2 separate regions of the Homo sapiens genome follow, and region 1 is linked to region 2. A link is a loop called in an ENCODE intact Hi-C map of the cell type or tissue named here. Cell type or tissue: K562. All regions are shown on one strand. Each heading gives the region's core, and the rest is flanking DNA. Links, peaks and the distances in the headings are about the cores only.

The links. Peaks named below come from ENCODE experiments on the same cell type or tissue, not always from the same donor. Only the 100,000 strongest peaks of a DNase experiment are listed, where the experiment ranks them.
Region 1: it touches region 2 in a loop (6-fold over the local background); 55 of 110 quality-filtered maps call a loop at or near these places.

The regions. Positions count from the first base shown.
Region 1 is chr14:64,626,981-64,643,623 of GRCh38, forward strand. No RefSeq gene overlaps it. Among named protein-coding and RNA genes, the nearest start is that of PLEKHG3, 69 kb to the right of the region's middle. RefSeq lists an enhancer at 6,138-6,640. In K562, for the core only: a CTCF peak has its summit at 9,886 (motif pointing left); a DNase peak (open chromatin) is centred at 9,901; H3K27me3 peaks cover 1,780 bases.
Region 2 is chr14:64,334,686-64,351,328 of GRCh38, forward strand. It overlaps a transcript of ESR2 not described here and the pseudogene TEX21P. Among named protein-coding and RNA genes, the nearest start is that of MTHFD1, 45 kb to the right of the region's middle. RefSeq lists a silencer at 3,893-4,022 and enhancers at 4,183-4,232, 4,291-4,973, 4,473-4,522, 4,593-4,652. In K562, for the core only: a CTCF peak has its summit at 9,649 (motif pointing right); a DNase peak (open chromatin) is centred at 9,656; H3K4me3 peaks cover 67 bases.

The DNA of each region.
Region 1 (16,643 bases), core at 5,343-13,342, 290 kb after region 2:
AAAGGTTATGACCTGGAGAAAGTCATGGCAAAATTTTTGCAGAGCCCAAATTCCAGATCACTCCATCCATTTAACATTTACTGAGTGCCTACTATATGCTGGGCACAATAATAGATGTTTGGGATACAAAAATGAATCAGATATGAACCTGTCTTCAAGAGGGCCACAGGAGGTTTTTTAACTAAGGGGAAAAAAAGCATTGCAGGAGTTGGGCAGAATCAGAGAGGTTGTTTAGAGAAGTGGATAAAAGCATGGGTCCTGGCCTCAGGCAGATGAAGTTTTAAATATTTATCTAAGCCTAAATTTTCTTATCTGTAATGAAGGATAATCATCATTTCTGTTTATTGTAAAGGTTGTTGTGAGAATTAAATGAGCTAATGCATGAGGCTCACTTTGCACACGGCATGGCTTGCACTAAACACAGTAAACACAAAGGGTCCTGATATGGTTTGGCTCTGTTTCTCCACCCAAATCTCATCTTGAATTGTAATCCTCACATGTCGAGGGAGGGACCTGTAATCCCCATGTGTCAAGGGAGGATGATGATTGGATCTTGGGGGTGGTTCCCCCATGCTGTTCTTGTGAGTTCTCACGAGTTCTGATGGTTTTATAAGTGATTGGAAGTTCCTCCTTCACTCTTCTCTGTCCTACCACCTTGTGAAGAAGGTACCTGCTTCCCCTTCCACCATGATTGTAAGTTTCCTGAGGCCTCCCCAGCCATGTGGAACTGTGAGTCAATTAAACCTTTTTCCTTTATAAATTACCCAGTCTCGGCTGGGCAAGGTGGCTCACACCTATAATCCCAGCACTTTGGGAGGCCAAGGTGGGTGGATCACCTGAGGTCAGGAGCAACATGGTGAAACCCTGTCTCTACTAAAAATACAAAAATTAGCCAGGTGTGGTGGCTCATGCCTGTAATCCCAGCTAATTGGGAGGCTGAGGCAGGAGAATAGCTTGAACCCAGGAGGTGGAGGTTGCAGTGAGCCAAGATTGCACCATCGCACTCCAGCCTGGGCAACAAGAGCAAAACTCCATCTCAACAAACAAACAAACAAACAAAAATTACTCAGTCTTGGGCAGTTCTTTAGAGCAGTATGAGAACAGATTAATACAAGTCCCATAGAAAGAGCAGTGTGTTTCACATGGGGAGGCAGTGGTCACAAAAGACTCCTCAGTGGGGGACTCAAGCGAAGTCTCCAAGGATGAGTGGAGGTTCAAGTAGGCAGAGAGGAGGGTGTGTTAGATGGGACGATGTCGAGGAGAACGATACACAGTTCTTCTAGGTCCAGCAGATGAAGGAGCCCCAGGAAGCCACTGGGGGAGGGCTCAGTGCAGAAGCTGCCATGACTACTCCCTACCCAACACACAGCCTTTGGCAGTTTCCGCTCCCCTCCATGGGATCTCTGTAGTGTCACCTATGCATTTAGAGCACCCTGAACCACCACACTGACCCCTAGGATGTGCTTCAGCTACATCCCCAAGCACATGGAAGATATGCACACAGCAATGGGGTGACCATTTGTGAGTTGTCAGACTTCAGCAGGGCGGGGCCAAACACCACCTGAAACTGCCTTGGTGCCAGGCTCTAAGCATTTCACCTATATTAACTCCTTTAACCCTCACAATGAGCCAAGAAGGTAGGTACTATTATTTGTCCCATTTTATAATTGGGAAAACAAAGGCACAGAGAGGTGATGCACTTTGCTTGAGGTCACATAGCTAGGAAATGGTGGAGGAAGGCTTAAAGACAAGGCAGTCTAGTCCAGAGGTGGGGCTTCTAGCCACCATCCTATGCTGAAAGCATGATAAGGGGTAGAGAATCACAGTCTTTACTGTTTCTATGGGTGTAAATACCACTTCAAGTTGCCTTTTGAGGAGAGTTGGAGACCTATGTACAGCTCACTGAAAATCTAAAGACTATCTGCACACTCTTCCCAGAAAACACAAGGTTGCAAATGTAATTCTAGTGGGTTGTGGGTCCCCTGAAGACTATCTGTGGACGCTACAGGCCTGTGAACTTGAGGTTAATGGGTGTGAGATTTCCAGTGTGGCCTGGAGACAGGGGTGGGGGAGGGAAGTGCGTTTGCTGGAGAGTGCCAAGCAGGGGGCAGACTGGTTCTGAGGCCATGGCCAGGCCCAGCTGAGCGCAGATGATGTGCTAGCCAGGCTGGCCGTGACTGCGTGCTGCCCAGCTCACTGCTTAGCTCTTTGGAGATGAAAGTGCTCGCCTCAAACTCTGAATCATCCCTTGCTATTTCTTTACATATTTTTGCAAGAAGGAAGTCTTTATTTGGAATGATTCACGAACATCTTATAAATCAAGAGATACACAAAACAGACTTCAAGGAGCTATAGAAACCTACAGAGACACAGAAGCTATAAAAACAAACTGTTTCCAAGGGCCCTGTGCTGTGGCAAAGCATGTCTCACATGCAGGGAAAAGAAAATTAAAATCAACCCTGTAAGAGATAGATTAGAAATCTAGTTAATATAATGCACAGCTATTTTCTTTTTTAATAAAGGGAGTCAAGGTAATACATACACATGATTAAAAAGTAAGAAATTTGGCTGGGGGCGGTGGCTCAGGTCTGTAATCCCAGCACTTTGGGAGGCCAAGGCGGGTGGATCACCTGAGGTCAGGAGTTTGAGACCAGCCTGACCCACATGGAGAAACCCCATCTCTACTAAAAATACCAAAAATTAGCTGGGCGTGGTGGGCGCCTGTAATCCCAGCTACTTGGGAGGCTGAGGTAGGAGAATCGCTTGAACCCAGCGGGTGGAGGTTGTGGTGAGCCGAGATCATGCCATTGCACTCCAGCCTGGGCAACAAGAGTGAAACTCCGTCTCAAAAAAAAAGAAAAAGGTAAGAAATTTGGAAAGTCCAGCAATAAAATCCAACAGCTGCATCTCTCCCCAGCTGAAGTCCCAAACTCTAAACGTAACTACTTTTACTTTTTCTGCTTTTGCTGCTTCTGGGAGCTACCTTTTTCCCTCTAAATAATATGCTTACCTTCTGTTGTTCTGCTCCGACAGACTAGGATTTAGATATGTCACCACCCTGTGACCCCACCATTTCTTTAGAGCTAAATTCCTATTTTTCACTCTATTGCATTGGTTAAGAATGTAACTTTGAAATGCAGTTGGCCCTCTGTACCTGTGTGTCCTGAATTCTTGGGCTCAATCAATCACAGATCAAAAGCATTTGAGAAAAAAAATGACATCTGTACTGAACATGTACAGACTTCTTGTCATTATCCCCTAAACAACAGAGTATAACAACTATTTACATAGCATTTACATTGTATTAGGTATCATAAGTAACCTAGAGATGATTTATATGGGAGGATTTATGATTTATAGTGGAGGATTGCATGGGTTATATGCAAATACTACACCATTTATATCAGGGACTTGAGTATCTGCAGATTTTGGTGGAGGGTCCTGGAACCAATCCCCCATGGGTACCGAAGAACAACTGTATATATACTTAAGTCTCTATCTCTCATTCATTCCACTTTTGCGAATCTGTCTTGTTTCCCTACTGTACAGATGAGAAAAGGAGGTTTGGAAAGATCATCCCTTGCCCAAGACCACATAGTTGGTAAATGGTAGAGCTGGATACAAGCCCAGGTCAGCCCCTACCATCCCCAGACTACAACTACTGTGGTCCCCGAGACATTTTTGCCTGACACCTATCCCTGAAGGGGTCAGCTGCTATTTTTACACCTGTTACTATGCAGAAAGAGAAGTCTCCCCCAGGACTCAGCTCTGCTGTGGATACCACATTAGCAGGTGGAAGAGGGGGGTTTACAGAATGGATTGCAGAGGACAGCAGTTCAGTCCTGGAAGTCTTGGACCCATTTGAATTCCGTCATTCTCTTGTTGCCAGAAGCAGGATTAAGAGTTACTCCAGGTTATTTTAAACCAATAAAGGTTGTCAGGTGGCAGTCTGCTCAGAGGTTCCCTGTTCAGCACTGTCACTCAATAGTAGCAAAAGACAACAAAGGTGTGGAAGTGAGTAGCTCTTTGCCTAGTGTCCTGCCCCAAGTCTGGAAAGACAGTAGAGGTCTCACTGGTGTCACCCTCACTGGGAGTCTCCCTCCTCTATGGAATGGTGGAAGACTGTTCTCATCACTCTTTGATAATTTAAATCCCAGATCAGACCTGGGTACAGCTGATAATAATTGTTTCTCAAGCTTTTTCAGTTGATCTACTAGTAGATCTGAATACAGAGCCCAACCTGTAATCCCAGCACTTTGGGAGGCTGAGGTGGATGGATCACTTGAACTCAGGAGTTTGAGACCAACCTGAGCAATGTGGCAAAACCCTGACTCCACTAAAAATACAAAAATTAACTGGGCATGGTGGCATGCACCTGTAGTCTCAGCTACTCAGGAGGCTGAGGCAGGAGGATCACCTGAACGTGGGAGGTCAAGGTTGCAGTGAGCTGTGATCCTGTCATTGCACTCCAGCCTGGGTGACAGAGTAAGACCTCATCTCAAAAAAGAATGCAGAACTCAAGGCCCATGGCAGCATCTATGTAGTGATGGGCTGGTATATTTTTTTTTTTTTTTGAGACGGAGTCTTGCTCTTGTTGCTCAGACTAGAGTACAATGGCACAATCTCAGCTCACCGCAACCTCTGCCTCTTGGGTTCAAGTTATTCTATGGCCTTAGCCTCCCAAGTAGTTGGGATTACAGACATGTGCCACCACGCCTGGCTAATTTTGTATTTTTAGTAGAGATGGGGTTTCTCCATGTTGGTCAGGCTGGTCTGAACTCCTGACCTCAGGTGATCCGCCCACCTTGGCCTCCCAAAGTGCTGGGATTACAGGCATGAGCCACTGCGCCCAGCCTATGCTAGTAAATTTTTAACAACTGGCTCTCCTTGAGGTGGGGGCTGATATGTAGCATTTACCAATTTCCATAGTGTAAATACTCCCACTATAGTTGATTTTGAGCTACCTGAATTTACTGAACATGAAATTGGGAAGAAACACACAGTAACAATTCATTACAAAGTATTTCCATCATACAAATGTAACAGATATAATAACCCAGAAAACATAATAGTAAAATATAAGAAAATAATTAGAAAATGATGATTTTTGAGTATTCAATACTTTTTAAAAATTTTGGTCATATTTATAATTTGATCTTTAATAATGGCCGTGTTTAACTGGCTCACAAAATTCCTGAAAATTTAACAGCCAGCTCTTGGGAGCTGGTACAAACCCACGTCAGCATGCCACTGCTCTTGTGGCCAGCTTAGGAATTTGCCACTGGAACTATGGCAACGAGTCAGGAAGCTGGTATCAATGAGAAGAAAGTGGCCAGTCTAGAAATCATAAAATGCCCAGGAGGATGGGTTCTGGTCACACCGAGAGAGCAGGCCAGGATAGGCTATATCTCTGAGATTCGAATACAGCTGGAATTTTATTCAGTGTACTCAGATGTGCAAAAAAGGACAGGCTTCTTTGTGATTATTCTTATCTTCCTCTAAGGCTTCTATTGCCTCTGGTGGGGGCAGAGGACTTCACTTGTCTATGAAAGGTAACTCAGGAGAACTAATTTTCTTTCCATTTAGTACAGTCTCTTCCAGATGATCTCGGCCCCTCTTGAATAATGGTCTAGTCTTTCCAATCTCTCCCCACCCCCTTGCTTGTTTAGCAAAGCTGGTGCGATATTTGCTAACACTGCCGTAATAAAGTGCCACAGATGGAATGGTTTACACAATAGGAATTTATTGTCTCTCACTTCTGGAGGCTGGAAATCTGAGTTTAAGGTGTTGGCAGGGTTGGTCCCTTCTGAGGGAAGGATCTGTCCCAGGCCTTTGTCCTTGGCTTGTAGCTGGCTGTCTTCCTCCTGTGTCTCTTCACATGGTGTCCTTCCTGTGTGCATCTGTCTCTGACTTCCCTTTTTTTTTTTTTTTTTTTTTTTTTTTTGAGACAGAGTCTCGCTCTGTCGCCCAGGCCGGACTGCGGACTGCAGTGGCGCAATCTCGGCTCACAGCAAGCTCCGCTTCCCGGGTTCACGCCATTCTCCTGCCTCAGCCTCCCGAGTAGCTGGGACTACAGGCGCCCGCCACCGCGCCCGGCTAATTTTTTGTATTTTTAGTAGAGACGGGGTTTCACCTTGTTAGCCAGGATGGTCTCGATCTCCTGACCTCATGATCCACCCGCCTCGGCCTCCCAAAGTGCTGGGATTACAGGCGTGAGCCACCGCGCCCGGCCGACTTCCCCTTTTTATAAGGACACAAATTATGTTGGATCAGGGGCTCACCCTACTTCAGTATGACCTCATCTTAACTAATTATATCTGCAACCACTCTGTTTCCACATAAGGTCACCTTCTGAGGCACTGGAGGTTAGGATTTCAACATAGGAATGGGGCTGGGCACAGTTCAGCCCATAGCAGATGGTATGCGGCTACAGAAGCATCAGGATGGGAAGGCATGTGCTCGTGTCCTTGTGGGGGTGGAGGCCCGGAGGCCGTCTGCCACATCCTTCCCTGTCTTCACTGTAGGGTGGCTGGGCCGGGCTGGGCCCCCACCATCCTATGCCTGCCACTGGCTTGCTCAAGTGAAGCTGGTCCCACCTGGCCCTTTTAGCCCCTACATCTGTGTTTCCTCTGGTCATTTGGTTTTTGCATTTTGTGGCGTCTCATTCTCCCCCAACCTTCTGGAATCCACTGGTTCTAAGGACTCAACCCCTTAGGGCTTTGGGCCCCCCAGCTGCCTCTACATTCACCTTGCAGGGCTCAGGGCTCTGTGAGGCTGTCCGGCAGCCCACCTTCAGCCTGGGGGGCCCATGTTGGACCCGGACCTTCCCTAAGACACTTGAGGAAAGAAAAAACAGCCCCACTGTTCTGGAGTTTCCTAAACTTACCCAACAGGAGCCTTCTAAACCTACCCAAGTGGGGAGTGGGACCTGCTCCCCTTCCCTGCCCCACATACACTATTTGCCTTCTACCTTCTCTCTCCCTCAGCTTCCCACACTGGAGATACAGTCTATTTTCCCCCAGATGAGTGGGTGCTTAAGTTATCTCTACCTAAGGCTCGTAGTAGAAGTCAACATAGAACTCTAAGCTATACTTTTGATCGTTAAAGTGAACTTTTTAGAATTTAGAAAAAAAATTATCTACTCAAAACCAAGTCTTCCTTTCAAGAGTAGTGGCCTTAATTTTTTGATCATGCATTCCTAACAACAAAAAAAACTTAAGCACATACATAAATGTATATTTAATATATTTGTGTATGCCATATATATTAATATATACTTGGTTATATATGTATATATGGTAACATGTATATCTGTATATGGTAGATATACATGTAACACTGTATTAATATATTACATGCGTTATAACACATACATCCCAAAATGGACATTTTAAAAGATAAGGTAAAAAATGAAAATAACAATTCTAATATTTGCTTTCTGTCCCCATTGTGCTGTCTTGGGCACACCCCACTTTAGAGACAATTTTTCACTACTATTGTCTTGCAAGGGATTAAAAAAAATGAATTTGGCAACCAAAACTAAGCAGTGAACTGGTTGTTCCCAACAGTATCTCTCTTTCCCTGAAGCATAGAAACCTGTTGATTAAATGAGTGGAGAGCCACAGAGCATCATGATTTAAGTGGAAAGAAAAATATACCCCTTCAATATATTCAAGAATATAAATTCCATTCCATGGAAACCAAATACAATGGGCTGGCCCTGATTGCTAAGGCCTGAGAGCAAAACAGACTTTCTCAGGAAGGAGAGCGGGAAGGAAGAGCCACCAGGAGGTGCACAGGGAACAGGGCAAAGAGTACTGAGTTCTGTGTGTTGGGAATAAAAAAGGACATGCAGTCGGAATCAGGGCTTCACTGTGTTTCCCATGGGCTGAGCAAATCCCCCTTTTGAATAGCATATGGCATTGCTAGTCCACATGGAAGTCCCCATGTCTGAACACCAGTCCTGATTGTAGGTACAGTCATAGGACATCCTTGTACGTATAGCATTTCCCACATGGGAGCATTTGAGAACCCAGGAAGTCAGAGGAATTAACTATAATTCTGTCCTTGCATTTCAATAAAGACCTCGGACAAAGACTGGGGGATTTCCAGCAACTAGTCACTTACCTTAGATTTGTTATGTTGGTTATGTTGCAGTGTGGTCAAGTAGAAAAGCAGAAAGTTCTTGAATCCTGGCTACTGCTTGTAAGTTAGCTGACTTTGGACAAGTTGACTGTGCTAAGCCTTGGTTTCCTGTCCATAAAATGGCCCAATACTAAATAATACAATCTATACATAGTGTCTATCATATCGCATGGCACACAGTAGGCATTTAGCAATCCCCATTAAAGTTAGCCAATAGGCAAAGGACAGACTTAATAAAAGTTTCCCCTCAAATTTCCTAGCATCTCCTACCTGCCTGATGCCTGCCCCTCCAACCAAATCTTGGAGGGGTTAAAGTGGTCTGTTTAAAAAAAAAAAACTTTTTAGGAATGTTTGACTTTTTAATTAACTTTAAAATTAATACAATTTTTGCATAAGAAACGACAATCATTAGGAAAATTACCAATGAGTTTTTTTGTGTTTTGTTTTGAGATGGAGTCTCACTCTGTCACCCAGGCTGGAGTGCAATGGCACAACCTTGGCTCACTGCAACCTCCACCTCCCAGGTTCAAGTGATTCTCTACTTCAGCCTCCAGAGTTGCTGGGATTACAGGCGCCCACCACTATGCCCGGCTAATTTTTGTATTTTTAGTAGAGACGGGGGTTTCACCATGTTGTCCAGGCTGGTCTCAAACTCTTGACCTCAAGCGATCCACCTGCCGCGGTCTCCCAAAGTTCTGGGATTACAGATCTGAGCCACCGTGCCCAGCACCAATGAGCTTCTTACCATGTTTATTTTGAACCATCTCCCCTCCACTTCCATAGTATTTGCATCTGGATTTGATGCGAACTCCCCAATCATGATACATTCACGTTTTTTATATGAAGCTCTTGAAAATCTGACCATCCTCAAAATCAAAAGGAGTGTATGAGGCCAGGTGTGGTGGCTCAGGCCTATAATCCCAGCACTTGGGGAGGCCAGGGTGGGAGATGGCTTGAGTCCAGGAGCCTGAGCAACATAGACCCTGTCTCCACAAAGAAACAAAAACAAAAAAAATTTTTTTTAACTTGAAAAGATGTGTGTCACCCATCCCCAAACCTGGGACTTCAGGCTGTACGGCAGATGGTAGAAGTACTTATGTGAAGGCTGTGGGTGGGAGGAGACACTTCTCACTGCTGCTTGCAGCTGAACCTGCAGTAGCTCCCTACTGGAGGTGCAGGCATAAACCTGGCAAAGCCTCTATTGGGCCTGAAATGTCAGCAAACAGCCGCCACCTGTAGTTACTCGTGTGGGTACCAGCGCTATCCTCAGATGGCCTCTCTCACGGTCTCCCTGGAGGTGTGCTGGGTTCCGGGGGAATCACAGCTGAGCTGAGCCACTGGAGTCGGCTCACCAGATTTGCACAGAGCTGGCCTTCCAGGAAGTGGGGCAGCAAACTGGCAGGTGGGTGACGAGGGTGGCAGGACAGGCGGTTGAAGCTGGGGATTGGAAATAATCCTCCTGGAGGTGTTTCTGGAAGGACAGATCTGTGGTAAGCATCACAGTGAGGGGCTTGGGCAGCCGAGAGCAGCTGGTGATGCGCAGGGAAGGAGGTGCCTGCTCCTATTTCTACTAAAGCCTACTCTGTTTATTTTTACTAAAATGTTTTAAAAATAAAATGTATAAAAAGACGAAGTTTTGAAAATTACAACACAGGCATGGTCTTTCTGCCCCCACGTTTGTCTTCACGTCTCTAGGGCGACCTGTTGGAGGCCCTCGTGGGCTCTGGCGGAGTGAGAAACACTGCCACCTGCTGGGCCTTTTGAGAATGTCAGTGAACTCCGCCCGCCAAACCCAGTTCCAAACCTTCCCCTCAGTTGCAGGTTCCGAGATCTGTGGCAGGCTTTGCCACTGGCCCCAGGAAGGAGTTACTCAGCTGACCAGAATATAGAGATAATCAGCTAGACCTTGTTTTTTACCTTGAAGAGAACTGGATTAAGTGAAAATTTCAATACTTGCCTCCTGAAATAATCTATTTTGTCCTACAATTTTATTGCCTCCATAGAAATGAATACAGCCAAATAGCACTAGATTAGATAAGCAGAACTGTCCTTTAATAGCTTCAGCCTTATCAGCTACGGGACATGGGGCAACCTTCAATTTAGTAGTTATATCTACCACACAGAATTATTTTAAGGATCCAAAAATCTTGGCACATAGTAAATGCTCAATAAATATTAATAGTAGCTCTTATTCTTTTTTATTTTTTGACACGGTCTCATTCTGTTGCCCAGGCTGGAGTGCAGTGGCACAATTATAGCTCACTGGAGTCTTGAATTCCCAGGCTCAATTAATCCTCCCACTTTAGCCTCTTGAGTAGCTGGGACTAAATCGTGCCTCGCTAATTTTTGTATTTTTTGTAAAAACGGGGTGTCGCCATGTTGCCCAGGCTGGTCTCCAACTCCTGGGTTCAAGCTATCATCTGCCTTGCCCTCCCAAAGTGCTGGGATTACAGACATGAGCCATGGCACCTGGTTTTATTATTCTTAATTTGGTTCTAAAATACTATATAATCTAAGAAGATGGTAATATTAACCCATTATTAACCTAATATTTGGTCAGGGAGTGTATTTTAGATAAGCCTCTTTGTTCTCTTTGGCTAGGGTTCGGTCCTAAGTGAGGCATAGATCATGGGAATATTCTATGATGATGGAAATGGGCTATGCCAGCCCTACCCACTCTGTTATGCAGGGTCATCCTGCTCTACCATTCTCATTTTCTCGAAAAACAAAAAAAGAAACCAAAAAAGCACACACACATTGCAACATACACCAAGAACTCTGACCAGAATGTGCTGACCAGAAAAACTACAGCTGACACGTGGAGGAGAGGAGATAAAGGCTGTGAGGATTTCTTTTTTTCTTGAACCCCGGAAGGCCAATGTGTCTGGGCACGTTTACTTCTGGCCTTAGAATTTTAATGTAAGCCACTAATTAAAGTTCAGATGTGATTCACCAGCACATTAAAACAAAACAAAACAAAAACCCCTAATATATTGAAACAAGTGAGAGGAGGGTGGATGATGAGAAATTACTTAATGGGCACGATATACATTATTCTGGTGATGAATGCATTGAAGCCCAGACTTCACCACTAACAAGATACCCATGTAAGAAAATTGCATTTGTCACAGCCATAAAAAAGAACGAAGTCATTTCCTTTGCAGCAACATGGCTGCAGCTGGAGGCCATTATCCTAACGCATAGGAATTAATGCAGGAAGAGAAGAGCAAATACTGCATGTTCTCACTTATAAATGGGAGCTAAACATTCCACTCTCATGGACATAGAGATGGCAAAAATAGACACTGGGGGCTGGGTGCGGTGGCTCATGCCTGTAATCCCGGCATTTTGGGAGACTGAGGCAGGCAGATCACCTGAGGTCAGGAGTTCAAGACCACCCTGGCCAACATGGTGAAACCCATCTCTACAAAAATTAGCCGCGCATGATGGCGGGTGCCTGTAATCCCAGCTACTTGGGAGGCTGAGGCAGGAGAATAGCTTGAACCCAGGAGGCAGAGGTTGCAGTGAGCCGAGATCATGCCATTGCACTCCAGCCTAGGCAACAGAGCAAGATTCCGTCTCAAAAAAAACAAAAAACCCCCCCAATCCAAAAAAAGAAAAAAAAAATAGACAATGCAGACTGCTAGTGTGGGAGGGAGGGAGAAGGGCAAGGGTTGAGAAACTATTGGGTACTATGCTCACTGCCTGGGTGACAGGATTGATCATATCCCCAACCTGAGCACCATGCAATGTGCCTGGGGAACAAACCTGCACATGTACCCCCTGCATCTAAAATAAAACTTGAAATTATTTTTTAAAAGAGAAAAGAAAATTGCATTTGTGCCCCTTAAATTTATGCAAATAAAAAAGAAACATATTGAAACAAAGCAAAACAAAAATTAGAGAGGCCATCTAACGGCAAAGCCCTGTGTGCTGGGGAGTGCAGGGGGTGGGGGAATGGAGGAGAAGATGTTACAGGAAAGGGGTCCCCATCTAGACTCCAAGAGAGGGTTCTTGGATCTCATGCAAGAAAGAATTCAGGGCCAGCCCACAGTGCAAAGCAAAAACAAATTTATTAAGAAAGTAAAGGAATAAAAAGATGACTACTCCATAGACAGAGCAGCCCCGAGGGCTGCTGGCTGCCCATTTTTATAGTTATTTCTTGATGATATGCTAAACAAGGGGTGGATTATTCATGCCTCCCCTTTTTAGACCATATAGGGTAACTTCCTGACGTTGCCATGGCATTTGTAAACTGTCATGGCACTAATGAGAGTGTAGCAGTGAGGATGACCAGAGGTCACTCTTGTGGCTATCTTGGTTTTGGTGTGTTTTGGCCAGCTTTTTTACTGCAACCTGTTTTATCAGCAAAGTCTCTATGACCTGTATTTTGTGCCGCCCTTTTACCTTATCCTGTCATTTAGAATGTCTTAACCGTCTGGGAATGCAGCCCAGTAGGTTTCAGCCTCATTTTACCCAGCTCCTGTTCAGAGTTGCTCTGGTTCACAGGCCTCTGACAGGACCACAATAGGAAACTCACTTAGCTAAACATCTGCCAAGACAGTGAGAGAGAAAAGAGGAGGGGAGGGAGAGGGAAGGTAAGAGAAAGTGAGAACAAGGTTCTGTAGAGCCAGGAAACCACCCCCTGAGCAGCTCCCTTTCTCTGCAAGACTTGCAGTGGAGGGCATGAAGCATAACCAGATGCAGCTCCTCTGTGAGGAGACTCAGGGCCTAGGACTGTTCCTTGGCGTTCAAACTGTTGCAGGATTGTACCTGAGCCTCAGCCCTTGATAGTTTTCATCAGATACCCTCCTGGCCTGATGTGAAACCAGGCAGCACTCCATTCATACACAAGTTTCCCCTTTGTTCACAGAGGTGCAATCTACACAAAACGCGCAGTGAAAATGTGCACATGTTTTTAGGGGGAGACTTTGTGTTGGCATATCCCAACTTAGGAATCCATTGAACTGAGCATTGCAGGTATGTACTCATATAAATTATGTCCTGTGAAAAATAGGAAAGAAGAGCACATCTGATCACTGTAAAAGCAGTTAATTCGGGCCAGGCGCGGTGGCTCACGCCTGTAATCCCAGCACTTTGGGAGGCCGAGGCGGACGGCTCACGGCTCATGGAGTCAGGAGTTTGAGACCAGCTTGGCCAATATAGTGAACCCCCGTCTCTACTAAAAATACAAAAATTAGCCGGGCACGGTGGCATGCGCCTGTGGTCCCAGCTACTCGGGAGGCTGAGGCAGAAGAATCACCTGAACCCGGGAGGTGGAGGTTGCAGTGAGCAAAGATTGCGCCACTGCACTCCAGCTTGGGCAACAGAGACTTCATCTCAAGGAAAAAAAAAAAAGCAGTTAATTCTTAATTTTTTTTTTTTAAACAGGGTCTCACTGCAACCTCTGCCTCCTGGGTTCAAGTGATTCTTGTGCCTCAGCCTCCCAAGTAGCTTGGACTACAGGTGCCCGCCACCATGTCTGGCTAATTTTTGTATTTTTTGCTAGAGACAAGGTTTCACCATGTTGGCCAGGCTGGTCTCAAACTCCTGACCTCAAGTGATTTGTCCACCTTGTCCTCCTAAAGTGCTGGGATTACAGGCATAAGCCACTGCACCCAGCTGTAAAAGCAGTTAATTCTATCTTGTAGTCTCATGAATGGGCATTGTTGACAGACGAAAGACCACCCTCAAATTCAACCAATCATAACTCAGCAATGCCCAACACCTGTCATTGGGGTTTAGTGACTGAACCTGGGCTTAGCTGCTTTGTTATAAGCAAATTAGATGAATTGAAAGAGTTGAATCATTTGTGCTTGTTAACAGCAATTAAACAAAACAAGAGATTGCAGTAAGAGAAAAAAATTGAACCAGGTCATTCACAAGGTAAAGAAGCCAGCTTTGGCAGGTTATAGCTTGTTTATGTGTGACTTCAGCCTTAGGTAGTTGTAATATAATCAAGGGATGGAGTAGGGTCAGGAGTATAGCCTGCAAGTTCTTTAGGAAGTGTATGACATGCATTTTATTTCAATGCTAATCTAAAATCATAGCAACGTGAGCATAATTTGGTTCATTTTTATGTCCACTCTGAATTTATGACAGATTTCTACCATGTGACTTCAAAGTGATGCTTTGCATATATGTTTATGATTACCTTGGGGCCATATGATTATCCAAAGTGACAAACTTTAAATTTTCCAAAATAGACTTTTTTTTGAGACAGAGTCTTGCTCTCCTGCCCAGGCTGGAGTGCAGTGGCGCAATCTTGGCTCACACAACCTCCGCCTCCCGGGTTCAAGTGATTCTCCTGCCTCAGCCTCCCGAGTAGCTGGGACTACAGGCGTGCACCACGATGTCTGGCTAATTTTTGTATTTTTAGTAGAGATGTGGTTTTGCTATGTTGGCCAGGCTGGTCTCGAACTCCTGACCTCATGATCTGCCTGCCTCAGCCTTCCAAAGTGCTGGGATTACAGGTGTGAGCCACTGTGCCTGGGCTTTTTTTTTCTTTTTTGAGACAGGCTCTCACTCTCTCACCCAGACTGGAGTGCAGTGGTGCGATCTTGGCTCACTGTAGCCTCAAACTCCTGGGCTCAGGGGATTCTCCTTCCTTGGCCTCCGAAATAGCTGAGACTACAGGCACACACCACCACACCTGGCTAATTTTTAATTTTTATTTTGTAGAGTTGGGATCTCTCTATGTTGCCCAGGCTGATCTCAAACTCCTGGGTTCAAGTGATCCTCCCACCTTGACCTCCCAAATTGCTAGGATTACAGGCATGAGTCACCATGCCTGCCTGACTTCATTTTTTAGAGCAGTTTTACATTCACAGTAAAATTGAGCAGAAGGTACATAGTGCACATATGCCTCCTCCCACGACGTGCAAAGCCTCCACCACCACCCACATCCCACACCAGAGTGGTACTTTTGTTATAATCAATGAACCTATCACACATCACTACCACCCAAAGTCCATTGTTTACATTTGGATTCACTCTTGCTGTTATACATTCTACGGGTTTTAGCAAATGTGTAATGACATGTGTCCACCATTATAGTATCATATGGAGTAGTTTCACTGCCCTAAAAATCCTCTGTGCTCTGCCTATTCATCCTTCTCCATCCCTTAGCTCCTGGCAACCACTGATCTTTTTATTGTCTCCATAGTTTTGCCTCTTTCAGAGTATCATGTAATTGGAGTCATACAGTATATAGCATTCTCAGATTGGCTTCTTTTGATTAGTAATATGCACTTAAGTTTCCTCCATGTCTTCATGGCTTGATAGATCATTTCTTCTTAGTGCTGAATCATATTCCATCAAATGGATGTACCACAGTTTATAAGAGTTTAACTTTTAATGCAATCTTTTTCAAATTAAAGTATTCTAAAGGACTCCTCAAGTTATAAATTGGCTGAACACTTGGTTTAAGTTCCTGGAGAGCTTTATAAAGCTTTATAACTCCTTGCAGCATAATGAGGTCACAGGGTAAACCCATGGATGTTCAAATCTCAACATAGAGTGTAGAAGCATCTTCTATGTTCACTGAAATTCCTTTCCGTTTCTTCCTAGGTACTCAGGTAGGCTCACTGTCCCAGCCTCCCTTGCATTTAGATGTAGCCAGTTCATTCTGGCTAATGAACTGTGAGTGGGAGTGGTCAAAATGGTTAAGAAATTAATGTGTCAAGATAACCAGACAGGTCAGTATAGAAAAGTCAATTGTATGTCTTTGGAAAGTGAAATTGCAAAAATAGTTCCCTTGTCAATAACATCAAAAAACACTAGCTAGGAATAAACAACAAAAGATATGTAAGACTTCTATACCAAAAACTACAAAAAAAGAGGCATATACTACTATGTCCATGGATTGAAAGAATATTATAAAGCTGTTAACTTCCCCAAATTTATTTATAGATTCAATTCAATTCCAATCAAAATCCCAGCAGACTTATATGTGTACATGTAAAAACTGATAAGCAAATTTTGAAATGCAAAGTGCTAAGCACAGCAAAGACAATCTTGAGGAAGAACAAAGATAGAAGATATAAAGCACTGATTTTTAAGCTACCATAACTAAAAGTGCATGATAGCAGAGAGAGCATAAACAAATAGACCAATATAATAAAATAGAGTCCCCAAATGGACCCACACATAAACAGTCACCTAATTTGCAACAAAGTTCCCACTGCAATGAAGTGGGAGGAAGAATGGTGTTATTCAACCAGGAAAAAACAAACCTTGATCTCTACATCATATCAAACGCAAAAATAAATTACAGATAAATCATAGACCTACATGTGAAAGGCAAAATAATAAAGCTTCTAAAAGATAACATAGAATATCTTCATGACCTTGAGGTAGACAAAGATTTCTTGAATGGTTCACAAAAAAATACTAACCATAAAAGAAAAGATTGACATTTCATAATTTTGTTAACGTTCAAAACTTCTGTTTATCAAGAATACCATGTAGAGAGTGAAAAGGAAAGCTCCAGAGTATGA
Region 2 (16,643 bases), core at 4,706-12,705:
GCCCAGACTACGGTGCAATGGTGCGATCTCAGCTCACTGCAACTTCTGCCTCCTGGGTTCAAGTGATTCTCCTGCCTTGGCCTCCCAAGTAGCTCAGATTAAAGGCGTGTGACGCCAGGCCAGGCTAACTTTTGTATTTTTAGTAGAGACGGGGTTTCACCATGTTGGCCAAGCTGGTCTCAAAACTCCTGACCTCAGGTGATCCGCCTGCCTCGGCCACCCAAAGTGCTGGGATTACAAGCATGAGCTACCACGCCCAGCCTGTTGTCTTATTTTAAAACCACTACAGGAATACTGTTTGTGTAGGGTTTTTTCCTAAAATATTTTTAATAAATAATGGTTTTTCCTAAAGTAATATATACCTAGCACTGGGGATATAAACAAGAGAGGCAAACCCCTTACAGAGCTTACCTTCTATTGTGACAAGCCAGTAAACATGTATAAAAATTAATGAAATAATTTTAGATAATAAGTGCTGTACATAGAATAATGTAACAGTGATCAGGGAAGGCACACAAAGGAGTAACTTTTGTTAGTGTGACTAGAAAGGCCTCCTGTGATACATTAAGATAAATGGGGTTATACTATGCATTCTATTAGATAACCTGACTTTATCATTTAACAAAGCTATCTGTCTTAACTTGGGCTGCTATAACAAAATATTAATACCACAGACTGAGTGGCTTTAAAAACAGACATTCATATCTCATGGCTGTGGAACCTGGAAAGACCAAGATCAAGGTGACAGCCAGTTCAGTTCCTGGTGAGGACTCTTCCTAATTTACAGATGGCTGCCTTCTCACCATGTCCTTAAATGACTGACAGAAGAAAGCTCTGGACTCCCTTCTTCTTTGTATAAGGACACTACTCCCATCGTGGGGGCCCCATCTGCGTGACCTCATCTAAATCAAACTACCTCCCAAAGGCCCTGCCTCCAAATACCACCACATTCAGGGTAAGGGCTTCAACATATGAAAGTTCAGGGGACACAATTCCGTCTATAGCAGCTATCTCCCATATCTACACATTTATATCTTCCCTTTAACAACTGCATCCATCTTGATGAAAACTTGTACCTTTTTACAAATGTAAACAATGCTGTGATAAACACCTTTTTTTTTTTTTTTTTTTTTTTTGAGATGAAGTCTCACTCTGTAACCCAGGCTAGAAGTACAGTGGCGTGATCTCGGCTTACTGCAACCTCCACCTCCCGGGTTCAAGTGATTCTCCTGCCTCAGCCTTCCAAGTAGCTGGGATTACAGGCGTCCGCCACCACGCCCAGCTAATTTGTGTGTGTGTGTGTGTGTGTGTGTGTGTGTGTGTGTGTGTGTGTGTGTGTATTTTTAATAGAGACGGGGTTTCGCCATGTTGGCCAGGCTGGGCTCGAACTCCTGACCTCAGGTGATCCATCCACCTCGGCCTCCCAGAGTGCTGGGATTACAGGCATAAGCCACTGTTCCTGGACAACACATTTATAAATATATATGTGTACAAGCTGTGATAAACACTTTTACACATATTTGTGTGCACATATTAATATTTTTGTAGGATAAACTTCCACAGGTGAAATTATCAATGGAAGCACAATTTTAAGTTGTAGATAATATCAAACTGCCCTTCAAAATGGTTGTAAAAATTTACACTTCTACAAAAAGGAGTAAACACTGTTTCCTTACTAACTTTATGTATAAATATTTCTATCATAAGATTTTATGTATTTTTATTACCTTACAAACAGGCCATTCTCAGTCTTCATTTTATTTGATCAGTCTGTAACATTTAACAGTTAATTACTCTTTCTTTCACAGAACACATTTTTCACCTGTCTTGTAAGGCAGCATGCTCTTGGGGTTTTCCTCATAACACACTGGACTCTTCTTTTCAATCTTCCCTCCTGTTTCCTTCTCATCTCCTTGAATTCTAAACACTGCAGTGTCCTAGGCATCGGTATTTGGTTGTCTCCACCTAAACCTGTTCCTTTGGTGGGATCTCATCCAATCTCATGAATTTAAATGCCATATCTCCACTTGGATGTCTAAGAGGCAAGGTATTTAAAAACATTTAAAGCCAAACTTATGATTGTACCCCCAAAACCTGGTCCTTCCAGTATCACCTTATTTCAATTCAGTAAATCACAACTCTATTTTTGCGCTTGCTCAAATCAAACCCTTGCTTTCTTTCTTATATCCTAACTTCCTCTCTTCATTCAGATTTTTCTCATCAGATTCTGCCTCCCACTGCCATTCCTTGCCCTTTTAATTTACCTATTAAAAAAATAGATGAATCTCTAAAACTATATATTTCTTTACTTGATCATTGTCCTCCCCACCAGAAGATGAGCTGAGGGCAGGAACAGTTCACTACGGTATCTGATTCAATAATATCTCTAGCACCTATAGCAGTGTTCTTGGCACAGAGTGGCACTCAATAATTATTTGCTCAGTAAATGAATGGCTTGTACTGTTCACACTCATCAGTACCATGGTTGAAAACCAAGCTGTTGAGGTAGCAAGGGTAACAAATTGAGAGATAAAGCATCTGGGTTTGGGGCCTAGCCCAGGCACAGGTATGCAGCTGTAGGCAACTTATCCTTCAAAGTCGATTTCATCATCTGTAAAATGGGGTTTATGCATTTCCTCAGCATAAAAACCAGTTGAAATGGTCAATATCTACTTGGTATTACAAGACACAAAAGTTTCACTCCCTACAACTTACCAGGAATATTTGCTTCAATTCCCTTCTTAATTTCACTTGCTCAGGTATAAAACAACTTAAGTGGACATTTTCAGAAGCTCTTATATTACACTGTACCTCTAAAATATCCGCTTGTGCAAACTTTGAGAACTGTAAAAGCAATTACCAGAAAAAAAAAATCACGATTCCTTAATTCTATTATGCTGATGGTTGCACCACTCTGTAAATATGCTAAAAATCATTGAATCCATTAAAATGGGTGAACGTTATGGTATGTACATTATACTTGATAAAACTGTTAATCAAACAAAAAAGAGATTATCTAATTCCATATGTGGGACTACTATAAAATATCCTCAGAATATAGGAATAAGAAAAAAATACTAAAAGCCCCCCAAATTTTTTTAAAAGTCTGTTTTACATGAGCTCTGCCAGTAGTTGAAACAGGCCACCGTCAGAAACGGCTTGTAAAAGAAACCCGGTATCTGGTCAAGTCCTAAGTGACCTGAACCACGCACCTTCAGAACCATATTGGGATGACTGTAACCTGAGCGCGGTTCCTCCAGCAGAGCAAGCACATTCATCGGACTCAGTAACTCAAGGGGCCAGTCCTCTCCAGCATCCCAGCTGCCGCCGCCCTGTCAGGCTTCCCAGGCAATCGCCCATCTTATTCCTTCTCCAGTGTGGACGCCTACGAGGAGGGAGCGTCCCCTCTCGACAGTTAACTGGCATCTAGCTTATGAAGCCCGCGTGGATTCTCCAACCCCAGACCTGCTGGGGGGTGGGGACGTGCGGGTGACAAAATCCAGACTACGACCCTCCCTGAGCCCTGGCAACCCCGGGGTGACCCCAACACAGAGGGGGCCACGCGCGCTCCAGCTCTGACACTCCTTCCAGCTCGGCAGGGCCTGAAACAGGGGGCTGCGCTTCACCCACTGCTGAGCGTCAGATTCAGCTGAGGAGATTCTAAAAGCGCGGTGCTGGGCCCAGACCCAGGCACTCCAGAGCAGAACGCGGAGGGGCCCGACCCCAGTCTGGCGGCGCAGGTGTGTGACAAAGTCGGAAGGCGCGCCAAGCTCTCCAGTTCCACATCTGCTGTAGAGTCCAGCGCCCGCCACGCTCCCGCGCAGGGACCCGCCCATTACTGCCTGGAAGCCGGGCGCCCTCACACTTCTGCACCGCGTCCCCAGAGCTGAGGAGCATCCGGGAGACTCGCCGCCCGAACCCGCGAAACTGTCCTCCCTCCCGCGAGGCCGCCCCGTCCCCCTCCCCGCAGACCGCCCCCCCTCCCCGCAGACCGCCCCGTCCACCCCCCGCGAGGCCGCCCCGTCCGCCCCCCCACCCGGCTCCTCTCCCTGATTGGCTCGAATCGGGCGGGTTCCGGCGTGGGTTTCAGCCCCTCTTCAGGCGGGTTTCTAGCCACATGCAAAGGTGCTTTCTGGCCCGGCTCTTTTCACCCGCCAATCATCCCCTTCAGCCAGTCATCACCGACTTCCTCCACGTTTTCCTTGTCCTCTCCGGCCGGCAGTGTAGCAGCAGCAACTCCCTACGTTGAAGTCGTCTCCCTCCGTCCCCGCCCTTACTTCCTTTTCCCTTAAGGACCTCGCGCGCGCTTCCATATTCAGAGGGGCGCAGGCGCGGTAGCGCGGCCTCCCGAGCTGTTGTAAGCACCAGGTTGCGGTGGAACGTGCACCTTCAGTTGGGCTGCACGGAAAAGTGGTCTCCGCATAAACAGTTGCACTTGCCCCTAGGGAATGTTGGACCACAGGAGGGGACCTGAAGTACGATGTACAGGCCCTAATGGTCCCTCTGTATGGAAGCGAACACTTGCAGGGGAGGGGCCCAGCGGGATAGGCCGGGAACAAGGAGGCAGATCTCAGCCTGCCACACCTGAAGACAAGTACCTTGCAGCTGAGGAATGGGGCCCCAAGCAGAATTTTACTGTTGGCTGTGCCCCTGGCTCCTGTTCTGGGGCAACAGACTCCTTTATTTGACCAGAAAACATTTCTGCCAGCCTACTTGTGGCTGCCTGAAACCCCATAATTCAGAAATCCAGGCCACGATTTCTTTCTAGTTTTGAGATAAAGAAAATTCGAGTTTAGTGAGGTGACAAGACTTGATCAAGGGTTGCAAGACTGATTAGTGACGGATGTTCAACAAGAACCAAGTTCTCCTTACAAGCCCATTGCTTTCTCCACTGTTAGTGTATTACCATTTTATTAGTGGAACTCCATGCTCTCCCCTATTTGCCATCTCCCAGTCCTGGTCCTAGAGTAGTAGTTGTTGTTGTTGTTTTGTTGTTGTTGTTGTTGTTTTGAGACAGAGTTTCACTCTTGTTGCCCAGCTGGAGTGCAATAGCACGATCTCGGCTCACGGCAACCTCCGCCTCCCAGGTTCAAGCGATTCTCCTGCCTCAGCTTCCCAGGTTGCTGAGATTTACAGGCATGCGCCACCACGCCTGGCTAATTTTGTATTTTTAGTAGAGACGGGGTTTCTCCATGTTGGTCAGGCTGGTCTCCAACTCCCGACCTCAGGTGATCTGCCCGCCTTGGCCTCCCAAAGTGCTGGGATTAACAGGCATGAGCCACCACGCCCAGCTCCTAGAGTTACTTTCTAGTTTGGCCTCAGAAAAATTCAGCACTCCAGTTGACCTCTCCCTGTCCAACCCCAAATGAGATCGAATGCTTAACTAATGGATCTGATTGCCATACTTAAGCCACCATTGTTCATTTGGGTAGTTTCCAGTTTCCGGCAATAATGAACAATGCCACCGTTAGTAATATTGTAAATGTCTTTGTATAGAATATGCACACATTTCTGGCCAGGCGAGGTAGCTCACGTCTGTAATCCCAGCACTTTGGGAGGCTGAGGCGGGCAGATCACCTGAGTTCGGGAGTTCGAGAAATCAGCCGGACCAGCATGGAGAAACCCTGTCTCTACTAAAAATACAAAAAATAAGCCAGGTGTGGTGGCGCATGCCTGTAATACCAGCTACTCTGGAGGCTGAGGCAGGAGAATCACTTGAACCCAGGGGGCAGAGGTTGCAGTAAGCCAAGATCGTGCCATTACACTCCAGCCTGGGCAACAAGAGCGAAACTCTGTCTCCAAAAAAATAATAAAATTTAAAAATTTAAAAAAGAATATGTACACATTTCTGTTATATATGTTAAAAACAAGTAGTTTAGACAGTTCCTCTTCAAAGAGTTTCACTTTGTTACAAACAAGGTATTCTTCTCCAAGAGGTCTTTACTTCCTTGTACTGTCTGTCCTGAAGTCTTATTTCTCTGTTCTTTGTCTACAGTAATCTTGCCTGCCAATCTATCAGCCCCTCCCATCCTGCTGTGCTCAGGCAAGACAGCCAAGAAATCACCCCCTCCCTGCTGTAACAGCTTTCCCAGAAAAATTGATCTTCCCACCTTCCCACTTGAAAACCGCATTCCTGCACTTTTCAAGTTAGCCAACCAGGTTCAGCTTAGATCGTGTGGTCCAACTCCAGCCAATGGAGGCAAGACGCAGTAACAGGGACAAGCTGCATTAGAGATAATAAAACCCCCTGCTTTCCTTTGTTTGTGCGTCCTCTCGTGGCAACCAGACCTACGAGGGGCACCCTCCTGAAAGAGTAAATTTGCCTTGCTGAGAAAATTTATATTCGAGTGCTATTTTCTTTTATTTTGTGGCACTGAAAAATTTGCTTCTAACATGTATGTAGAAGTGGGACTACGTCTTCATAAGGCATGCATGTATTCAATTTTAGTAGATGCTAACTACAGCAAGCAAAATAATGGGTCCCCCAAAATATCCTTGTCCTAATCCCTGGAACCTATGAGTATATTAGGTTACATGGCAAAAGAGAATTAAGTTTACAGAGTTTGCCAAGAGGTGGCCTTAAAATAGGGAGAGCATTCTGGATTGTCCAGGTGGGCCCAACTTAATCACAAGCACCCTTAAAAATAGAGAAGAGGGAGGCAAGAGAAGGAGAATCAGAGAAATTGTAGAATCAGATAAAGAACCAGAGAACAGTAGCTGTGAGAAAGACTGGATGGGCCTGATCAATTCCTACTAGTTTTAAAGATGGAGGAAGGAGGCAATGAGGCAAGAATGTGGGTAACCTCTAGAAGTTGGAAAAGGCAAACAAATGGATTTTCCCCTTTCCAGAAGGAACACACCCTGTTGACACTTTAATTTTAGCCCAATGGGACCTCTAGAACTGTAAGATAATAAATTTGTACTGTTTTAGCCACAAAGTTTATGATAATTTGTTACAGCAGCAACAGAAAACTCGTACACTGCCAGTCTTCCAAAGTAATTTTATCAATTTATATACTTAAGGAGCTTTGAAAAAAATATCCATACTTCAGCCTCATACCACAAACTGAACTGGAATCTCTGGATAGGCCTAGGAAAAAATAATTCCTTAATTAGGTCATTTCATAGCATCTTGAAGGTTGAGAATCATTTATCTAAAGCCTTAAATCTAAATCCAATTCTTATCATTAAAGAAGAGTGTGGCAGTGATTTGGACACATGATTAAAAGCTTTTCTAGGAAACAGTGTTCCAGGTCCTTGAAGGATCTCCCCTGTTTGCTCAGAGTTAACACAGCTAACGTTTTGCACTGCCCCATGATTGAACAATCAGTTCCTACTAACACAATTCATAAAGGAGCATTAACACTAAGCCCTCTTTGTTTTTACAAGAGATTTTTCTTTAATATGCTCAGAAAGTGGCTCTTTCAGAAACTGGCCCACCTTAACACCTTGGCCTTCATGGAGAGCTTGGCTGTAGGAGCTGGTAGGGCCTCCATTTCCTGAGAGAAGGGTGTCCTGGAAGGAGGAGAGGGTCTGCCTGTTTCATGCCCAGGCTCCTGTGTGCTAAGGCTGCAGCAGGCAGATGACCCTTGGGCCGTGGCTCTGGGGAAATTCTGAATAAGAAGGTGGTTCTTACAGCTTGAGCAGGCTGGGCTGCAAGTGGAGGCTCTGGTCAAGGTGTCCCTCACTTTTCCTCTTTTGCTAGGCTGGTGATATTATTGAGAGGAAGGATAAGCAAGTTTCTTACATTGCAGCCAGGGATCCTAGAATCTGGGGAAAGAGCCTCCTTCCCCAAGTTTGCAGCACAGCTTCTTTGGTAGCGATACCACTAACTACTGAAGTTCACTCGGCAACAAATTTATAAATCCTGAGAAGCCTTGGGCAGTTTCTATCACAAAGGTATGTCATCAAAAAGAATGAAGGGTGATGTAATGTTGAAGCTAGTATCCATGTACCTTCCTGACAGATGTCAAATATTACAGTGCTTCCCTTTAAAATCAAAATATTTAGGCTGGGCACGGTGGCTTATGCCTATAATCACAACACTTTGGGAGGCTGAAGTGGGTGGATCACCGGAGGTCAGGAGTTCGAGACCAGCCTGACCAACAAGGTGAAACCCCGTCTCCACTAAAAATACAAAAATTAGCCGGGCGTGGTGGCAGGCCCCTGTAGTCCCAGCTACTCAGGAGGCTGAGACAGGAGAATTGCTTGAACCTGGGAGACGGAGGTTGCAGTGAGCCGAGATTACGTCACTGCACTCCAGCCTGGGTGACACAGCAAGACTCCATCTCAATAAATATATAAATAAAATCAAAACATTCCATGGCATGCTGAGATCCTTACAGTGCACCAGTGTGCCTTGGCACACAGTTTGGGAATCATGGCTGTGGCCATTTGGAAAGTGATTCTCATTTATCCCTTGAATGAATATTCAAGATAATTATTTTGTTCCAAAATGGTACTTCTGTAAGGTCCAGTATAATCTCACCCCGCCCATGCTGAAGAGCTCTCTAAAACAGGCATCGAGTCCCACAGGCCTGTCCAGATTCTGACTTGTTCCCACAGAGGATATCTTGGGTACATCTAAAACTACCTCGGAAGGTGAGCAGTTTCCATTTTTATTTTAAATTTTAAATTTTATTCATTTATTATTTTTTGAGACAGAGTCTCACTCTGTCGCCCAGGCTGGAGTGCAGTGATCTTGGCTCACTGCAACCTCCACCTCAGCCTCCTGAGTAGCTGAGAATAGTTTCTTGAAAGTCACTAAGCTACAAACAACCATTACAGAAATCAAGATATGTTATTAGTTTGGGTCACCCAGGTATTATGTACAAAGAATTGGTACTAGAAATTTAGTCTTATTAAACATTATTAAATGTAATATATTCTACTTTCAAACAATATTTTTAAGCTAGAAAAATGGTCTCTTCTATTACAATAACTCTATTTAAAATTTCCTTTGCATTTAAATTTTTTCTTGCTTTTACACTTTTATAGAGTAAACTTAATTTTATTGCTGCTTATTTTGTTATTTTTCATCCATAAGGTAATTACGTTTTGGACTTCTGATTTGCTGAATGATAATACCAGTCCCCTAAAAACACATTTTTCTACCCATCCTCCAAAAACCATAGTGATCAACACGGAGATCAAATAAAAACTACCTATAAATCATGCCTAAAGCAAAACTAGAGAATACCACAAACTTCAATTTGCATGTTAGTGGGGAAATAAATATTCTAAACCAGCAGAGGCAGCTACAGAGGAAGGTGCAGCTAATTTTCACTGGTGTAGAACACAGACAACCTTACCCCCAGAAACAAGACAGATCATAAATGGTGAAATACCAAGAACAAATCTGAGATCTGGTGGATCAGAACACTGACAAATGAAGGAAAAGCAAGGGTCTTGGAAGCACATGAGACCAAAAATGGCAGTTGTAGAGGGCAAGGTTTCTGAGGGGAGAGGGAGGTAGTTGTGTTCCTTGGAGGCTTGGTAATAAAGGAAAAGAAAAAAGCAAACAGTGGAAATTAATATGTTTATACAAATGAGACAGTATTACAGAATCAGACATCATATAAACCCTCACTCCCAAAAAGGCTTGATCTAGTAAACTTTAGAAACTGCACTCACTGTGCCAACAGAAGAGGGTAGTATTGAGCTAAGGAACCTAGTGAGTAAGCCCTGCCTCCAGCTACCCTAAAGTAGAAACATCTGAAGACCAGAGCAATTCAAGGAATTTGAAAGTGAATACAGACAAATGGCAAATTATATTCACATAAAATTACTTTAAGAAGAAAATAGAAAGACACTATCATCTAAACTGTTCAGGCGATGAAAAAAAAAATACTCCCAAAAGACAGCCATGGGCCGGGCATGGTGGCTCACACGTGTAATCCCAACACTTTGGGAGGCCAAGGAAGTTGGATCACCTGAGGTCAGGAGTTCAAGACCAGCCTGGCCAACATGGTGAAACCCCATCTCTACTAAAAATACAAAAATTAGCCGGGCATGGTAGCACTGCCTGTAATCCCAGCTACTCAGGAGGTTGAGGCAGGAGAATTACTTGAACCCAGTAGGTGGAGGTTGCAGTGAGCCGAGATCATGCCATTGCACTCCAGCCTGGGTGACAAGAGCGAAACTCCATCTCAAAAAAAAAAAAACAAAAAACAAAAAAAAAAACACAGCCGTGAAACACAGGACAAATATTTGACACAACACCCCTGAAAAAAATTAAATATCAATTTTTAAAGGATTTGCAAAAATGGGGGGAAAAACTTTATTTTGAATCAGAAATGTAATAATTCAGAATAGTCCAAGATATCTAGATGTGAGAGTTGAACTCAGGCAAGAAAACACTAAATCATCTAAAAAGTGAAGAGTGAACTACAAGGTGACCAAAGGAAAACAGATTTGACTGAAAATAAAATAAGGGACTAGACACGGTGGCTCACACCTGTAATCCCAGCACTTTGGGAAGCCAAGGCAGGAGAATTGCTTGAGCCCAGGAGTTTGAGACCAGCCTGGGCAACATGGTGAAACCCTGTCTCTACAAAACATACAAAAATTAGGTGTGGTGGTGGCACGCCTATAGCCCCAGCTACTCGGAAGGCTGCAGTGAGAGGACTGCTTTAGCTCAGGAGGTCGAGGCTGCAGTGAGCCATGAGCATGCTACTGCACTCCAGCCTGGGCAACAGAGTGAGACTCTGTCTCAAAAAATAAAAGAGAGGAATAGAAACAATCAAGAAAGTGAACACACAGAAGTTAAAGAGAGAAAAAAGTGAAAATGCTAATATCATGACTTTATGTTTTAAGCATATCTTAAGGTATAAGTTTCATAAGCAACTAATATATGGAGAAGTGACATATAATTTAAAAATTGCCCCAGATGATCAGTTGGCCTTTAAAAAATTCTCTCGAAATATTTGCTTTATAAGTATAGTGAAAATCTAAGCAAGTTAAGAAGCACTACTATATTCTCCTAGACAGTGACACAGAAAGTGACACACATGGTTTCCCCTGAGCTTCACATGATGACACATGATGTCATAGAACTCTACACTCCTGGTCACTTGTTAGAGTATATAAAATAATCATATATCCCATCCCTAGCCACTGTGGGTTTAGCAGGGATAAGCACTTGACCTAAACTGGGTCAATAAGACCTTTTCTTGGGATTCTCTCTCCTGTCACAGAAACTCCATATAAATCTCCATGGTTGCCAGTGATCATGTTTCCTGTCATGGAGAAAACCAACCAGCAGTCAGACAGATGAGCTGACACATAGATGCCAAGAAGTGACCATGAGAAAGGGCTTGTAGGTTCCAGGTGCTGATCCTGGGGCCCAGGTGTATCTCCGCCCACCTGGAGGTTAGGTTGTTTAACTCATGATTCCATAAGCCAATATTCCCTTTTGTCAAGTTAGTTACAGTCTAAGTAGGCGTGGGTGTTTATCACTTCAACTAAATTAATTTTAATTTTACTATTTTGAAAAAACCTCTTGTTCTTGTCCTGATACTTCTTCAGGTGCGCTCTTTGCTGTTGGGGGCTCAGAAGTGACAGCATCTAACATCTGCTGGGTCTTCTCTTTGTCTGATCTTGCCTTTTGCTCTGCAGAGTCTAATGTAGTTTTCAAGTTTTCTGTTTTCACAACTGCCTTCTCTTTCATCGTTTCAACATTTGCCTTCTCTTTCATCCTTTCAACATTTGCTAAAGATTGCCTGAGCTCTTCAATTGTTTTGTCCTGTGACAGCATATAAGATGGGGGAAAGGAAGGAAATAACTAGGATTAGATCTCTTCTAAATAACAGTTATGATAACTCTTGCTTCTTTTCCTTTTCTTTCTTTTTTTATGAAGACAGAGATATATGGAAAAGAAAAACATTCCAAAATTTCTGAATTAAGAGGACATTTCTCCATGATCGTGCTCATCAATAACTATTACTTAGCACTTTTATTAACTGGCCACTTGGGATTTAAAGAGTCTTAACATGTTTTCTGCATCCTCAAAGGTCTTAAAGCCCTACATTAATCAAATACAGAAATACAGAAGATAATTGGCATTTCAGTAAGAGAAATATTGCTGATAAACTGGCATATCAGTTGATCAGTTATTTAGTGCCTGTTTGGCTTAAGGCATAATTTTTGAAATAGTATAACTGAAGTTTGATATGGAGAAGGTCCAAAGAAGAGTCCCCAAAATGACTACAACTTTTAACTATTACCCCAATAAGAGACACAAGTGAAACTAAAACAAAAAACAGACTGGGTGAGGTAGCTCACACTTGTAATCCCAGCACTTTGGGAGGCCAAGGCAGGCAGATCACTTGAGGTCGGGAGTTTGAGACCAGCCTGGCCAACATGGTGAAACCCTGTTTCTACTAAAAATACAAAAATTAACTGGGCATGGTGGCACGCGCCTGTATTCCCAGCTACTTGGGAGGCTGAGGTGGGAGGATTACTTGAACCTGGAAGGCAGAGGTTGCAGTGAGCCAAGATCACGCCACTGTACTCCAGTCTGGGTAACAGAGCAAGACTCCATCTCAAAAAGAATAATAATAATAAAACAAAAAACAAGGGATTTGTAATAATAACACTTAGAATACAAGGAGGAGGATATATGGATATATGGGGGTTTCAATTGTATTGGTAATATTTGTTTCTTAAAATGAGTGGTGAATTCCAATTTTATTCTATATGCTTAAATATATATTCTTTTGTATGTATGTAAAATAATTTTAATATTAATTTTTTTAGCTTCAATGAAAAGCATGCTGCTAAAATGGTAAAAGACCAAAGCTTTAGTGAATTTCTGAAAGCCTCACTTCCTTTACTTACTTTAAGGACATTTACTCTTGTCAGCTGAGTTTTCATATTTTTATTTGACAATTTCAAATCACTGAGCTGTCTCTGAAGTTTCTGAATTTTCTCCTCCAATCTTTGCGTAGTAGCAATCTGCAAATTCTGCCAAATATTCAATAACATTTGTTTTGTTGCATGTTGTCTTTCTCTAGCTTTTTGAACTTCTTGCTATGCTTGTCTATCTGGGAATGCTTAGTCCCTGAGTTTTCCTTTGCAGAAATCAACAGTATTGAAGTAAAAAATTGTGCTTTAAGATGTTATTATACACTAGCATAATACCACATCCACTCCAGACTAACACACTGCAGGCTTAACAATACTTCCATAAGTAAAATATTTTTCACCATAAATAAGCATTATTAAAATAATCAAGAAAATAAAATATGACAATAAAAGTGATGACTCAGGACTACCAAGAGTACAATGAAATAGATTTTATAAGCACCAAGCAGTAGCATAGATTAGTTCAACTTTTCTAGGAATGTATTATAAAGAAATAATCAAATATGTGGATAAAGATTCACACACGGGCCGGGCACTGTGGCTCAAGCCTGTAATCCCAGCATTTTGGGAGGCTGAGGAAGGCAGATCACGAGGTCAGGAGATCGAGACCATGGCCAACATGATGAAACCCGGTCTCTACTAAAAATACAAAAATTAGCTGGGCGTGGTGGCAGATGCCTGTAATCCCAGCTACTGAGGAGGCTGAGGCAAGAGAATCGCTTGAAACCGGAAGGCGGAGGCTGCAGTGAGCGGAGATTGCACCACTGCACTCCAGCCTGGGCGAAAGAGCGAAACTCCGTCTCGGGGAAAAAAAAAAAGACTCACACAAAGATATTATTTATTTTATTTTATTTTTTAAGTTAGGGTCTTGCTCTGTCGCCCATGCTGGAATGCAGTGGCGTTATCACAGCTCACTGAAGGCTTGACCTCCCAGGCTCAAGTGATCCTCCCATCTCAACATCTGGAGTAGCTGGGACTACAGGGTGTGCACACCCGGGCTTTTTTTTTTTTTTTTTTTTTTTTTTTTTCCCTCAATCTCCTGGGCTCAAGTGATCCTCCTGCGTTGCTCATCCAAGGTGCTGGTATTACAAGGGTGAGCCACTGCACCCGGCCATAAAGATATTCAGATATTCTTTTTGAATATCTGAGAGTTTCGCTCTTGTGGCCCAGGCTGGAGTGCAATGGCATAATCTTGGCTAAATGCAATCTCCGCCTCCTAGGTTCAAGTGATTCCCCAGCCTCAGCTTCCCGAGTAGCTGGAATTACAGGCGCTTGTCACCATGCCTGGCTAATTTTTTTATTTTTAGTAGAGACAGGGTTTCACCATGTTGGCCAGGCTGATCGCAAACTCCTGACCTCAGGTGATCCGCCCACCTTGGCCTCCCAAACTGCTGAGATTACAGGCATGAGCCACCGCACCTGGCCCACAAAGATATTCTTTACAACATTATTCATAATAGAAAAAACTGAAACAATGCAAATGTCAAAAAAGAAAAATTATTATATGATAGATTATTCCCTAGAAATTAAGTTTTCAAAAATATTTATTAAGAAAAATTAACAATGATGTAGTTAATGAAAAAAGCAGGATTAAGAAAAACTATGTACATCTCAATGATGATAAAAATATACATGGAAAATAATCAGAGGGAAATATACCTATATTTAATACTAGTTATCGCAAAATGGTGGGATTACTGGTGATTTCAATTTTATTTCTATTATTTTCTACTTTACAAATCTTCACTAATACACATGATTTTTTAATTTTTTGAGACAGGGTCTCACCCTGCCGCTCAGGCTGGAGTGCAGTGGTGCAATCACAGCACACTGCAGCCTCGACCTCCCGTGCTCAACCCATCCTCCCACCTAAGCCTCCCCAGTAACTGGGACTACAAGTGTGCACCATGCCTGGCTAGTTCTTAAATTTTTTGTAGAGATGGGGTGTTGCCATGTTGTCCAGGCTGATCTCAAATTCCTGGGTTCCAGCTATCCACCCACCTCAGCCTCCCTAAGTGCTGGAATTACGGACATGAGCCACTATGCCCAGCTGAATTAATTTTATTATGAGAAAAAAATTAGTTATAAAATGTTATTACAAAAAAGTTATGGTAAATGTTTTAATCCATTACAAGAAATAACATATTAAGGAACAAGAATCAGAATGGCATATTTTCCTCAATAACAACCCTAGAGATTAGAAGACAATGAAGTCCGTGTGTGAAAATAAAGTCTAAACCCAGCTATCAATTGAGTATGATGATTCAAACAAAAAAAGACATTGTCATTCACACAAGGACCTCAAAAAATGTCGCTCTCCAAGGCACCATTTCTTAGGAAGCCATTGGAGGATGTGTTCCAGTAAAATAAGAAAGGAAACCAAAAAAGAGGAAGAAATGTGATTCGGCAAACAATGAAACCTAACCAGGAGATTAGAGAAGGAAAGTCATGGCATCATGGCTGTGCTCAGGCCCACAGAGTAAAATCCAGACTGAAGCAAGGGAATGAAGGACTTTGGGAGAGAAAAAATGGGAGATTTTTAAAGACTAAAGGATCATCTGATACAGATTTAGGCAGGAAAAAAACCTTGATAAATGAACACTGAAAATTAAACGTATGAAAATATAAGGAAGGTATTAACTGTAGGAAAAATAAAATGCAATACAAGAAAGAAAATGTACCAAGAATATAGTACTTCATGCTTTTGTAAACATTTAGTATCACGGTAAAGTAAATGCTGATTATGCATTTAGCTTAAAATATCAATATAACCAGATTGGGAAGATGAAAGGAGCAGGTAGGAAAGTGGTATGAGAGATGAAATTTCATCTATCATATAACAGGAAATCAACAACATGTCTAATATAGATAACTCGAGATAAGGCAGTTTAAAATTGTTTAGGAAAATGGAAGTTACTATCAGAAACAGCTAAAAGAGTTAAAGAGTTCCCTCTGGGAAATAAGAGAGGTACAGAAGAGGGCTGCTCCTTTTCAATAAAAGACTCTTGGTATATTTGATTTTGAAAAGTGTGTGTGTGTGTGTGTGTGTGTGTGTGTATAAAGGGTTAAAAAAATTCTAGGCTGGGTGCGGTGGCTCACGCCTGTAATCCCAGCACTTTGGGAGGTCGAGGCATGGGGATCACCTGAGGTCAGGAATTCGAGACCAGCCTGGCCAAGGTGGTGAAACCCCACCTCTACTAAAAATACAAAAATTCACTGGGCATGGTGGTGCACACCTGTAATCCCAGCTACTAGGGAGGCTGAGGCAGGAGAATTGCTTGAATCTGGGAGGCAGAGGTTGCAGTGAGCCGAGATTGCACCACTTCACTCCAGCCTTGGCAACAAGAGTGAAACTCCGTCTCAAAAACAAAAAACAAACAAACAAAAATTCTGAATACCTTCAGCCAAAAAATGGAAATCAACACTAAAATTACAAAAATACATAGAACACAGTGAAAAGAAACATTTCTTATAAAAATCTATTGGACAAGCTACAGAGGAACATTCAATAGTACTTACTCTTTTTCTGATTTAAAAACAAAAGACAAAAAAAGCACATTTACTTAAGAAGGGAAAAGAGAAAGTAGGGTGCAGATTTAATAAACATACTATATATATTCATTACATATAAACCAAAATAAACTAATAAAATGTGTATTTATTTATTTATTTATTTATTTTTGAGACAGTCTCGCTCTGTTGCCCAGGCTGGAGTGCAGTGCCACAATCTCAGCTCAATGCAACCTCCACCTCCCTGGTTCAAGTGATTCTCCTGCCTC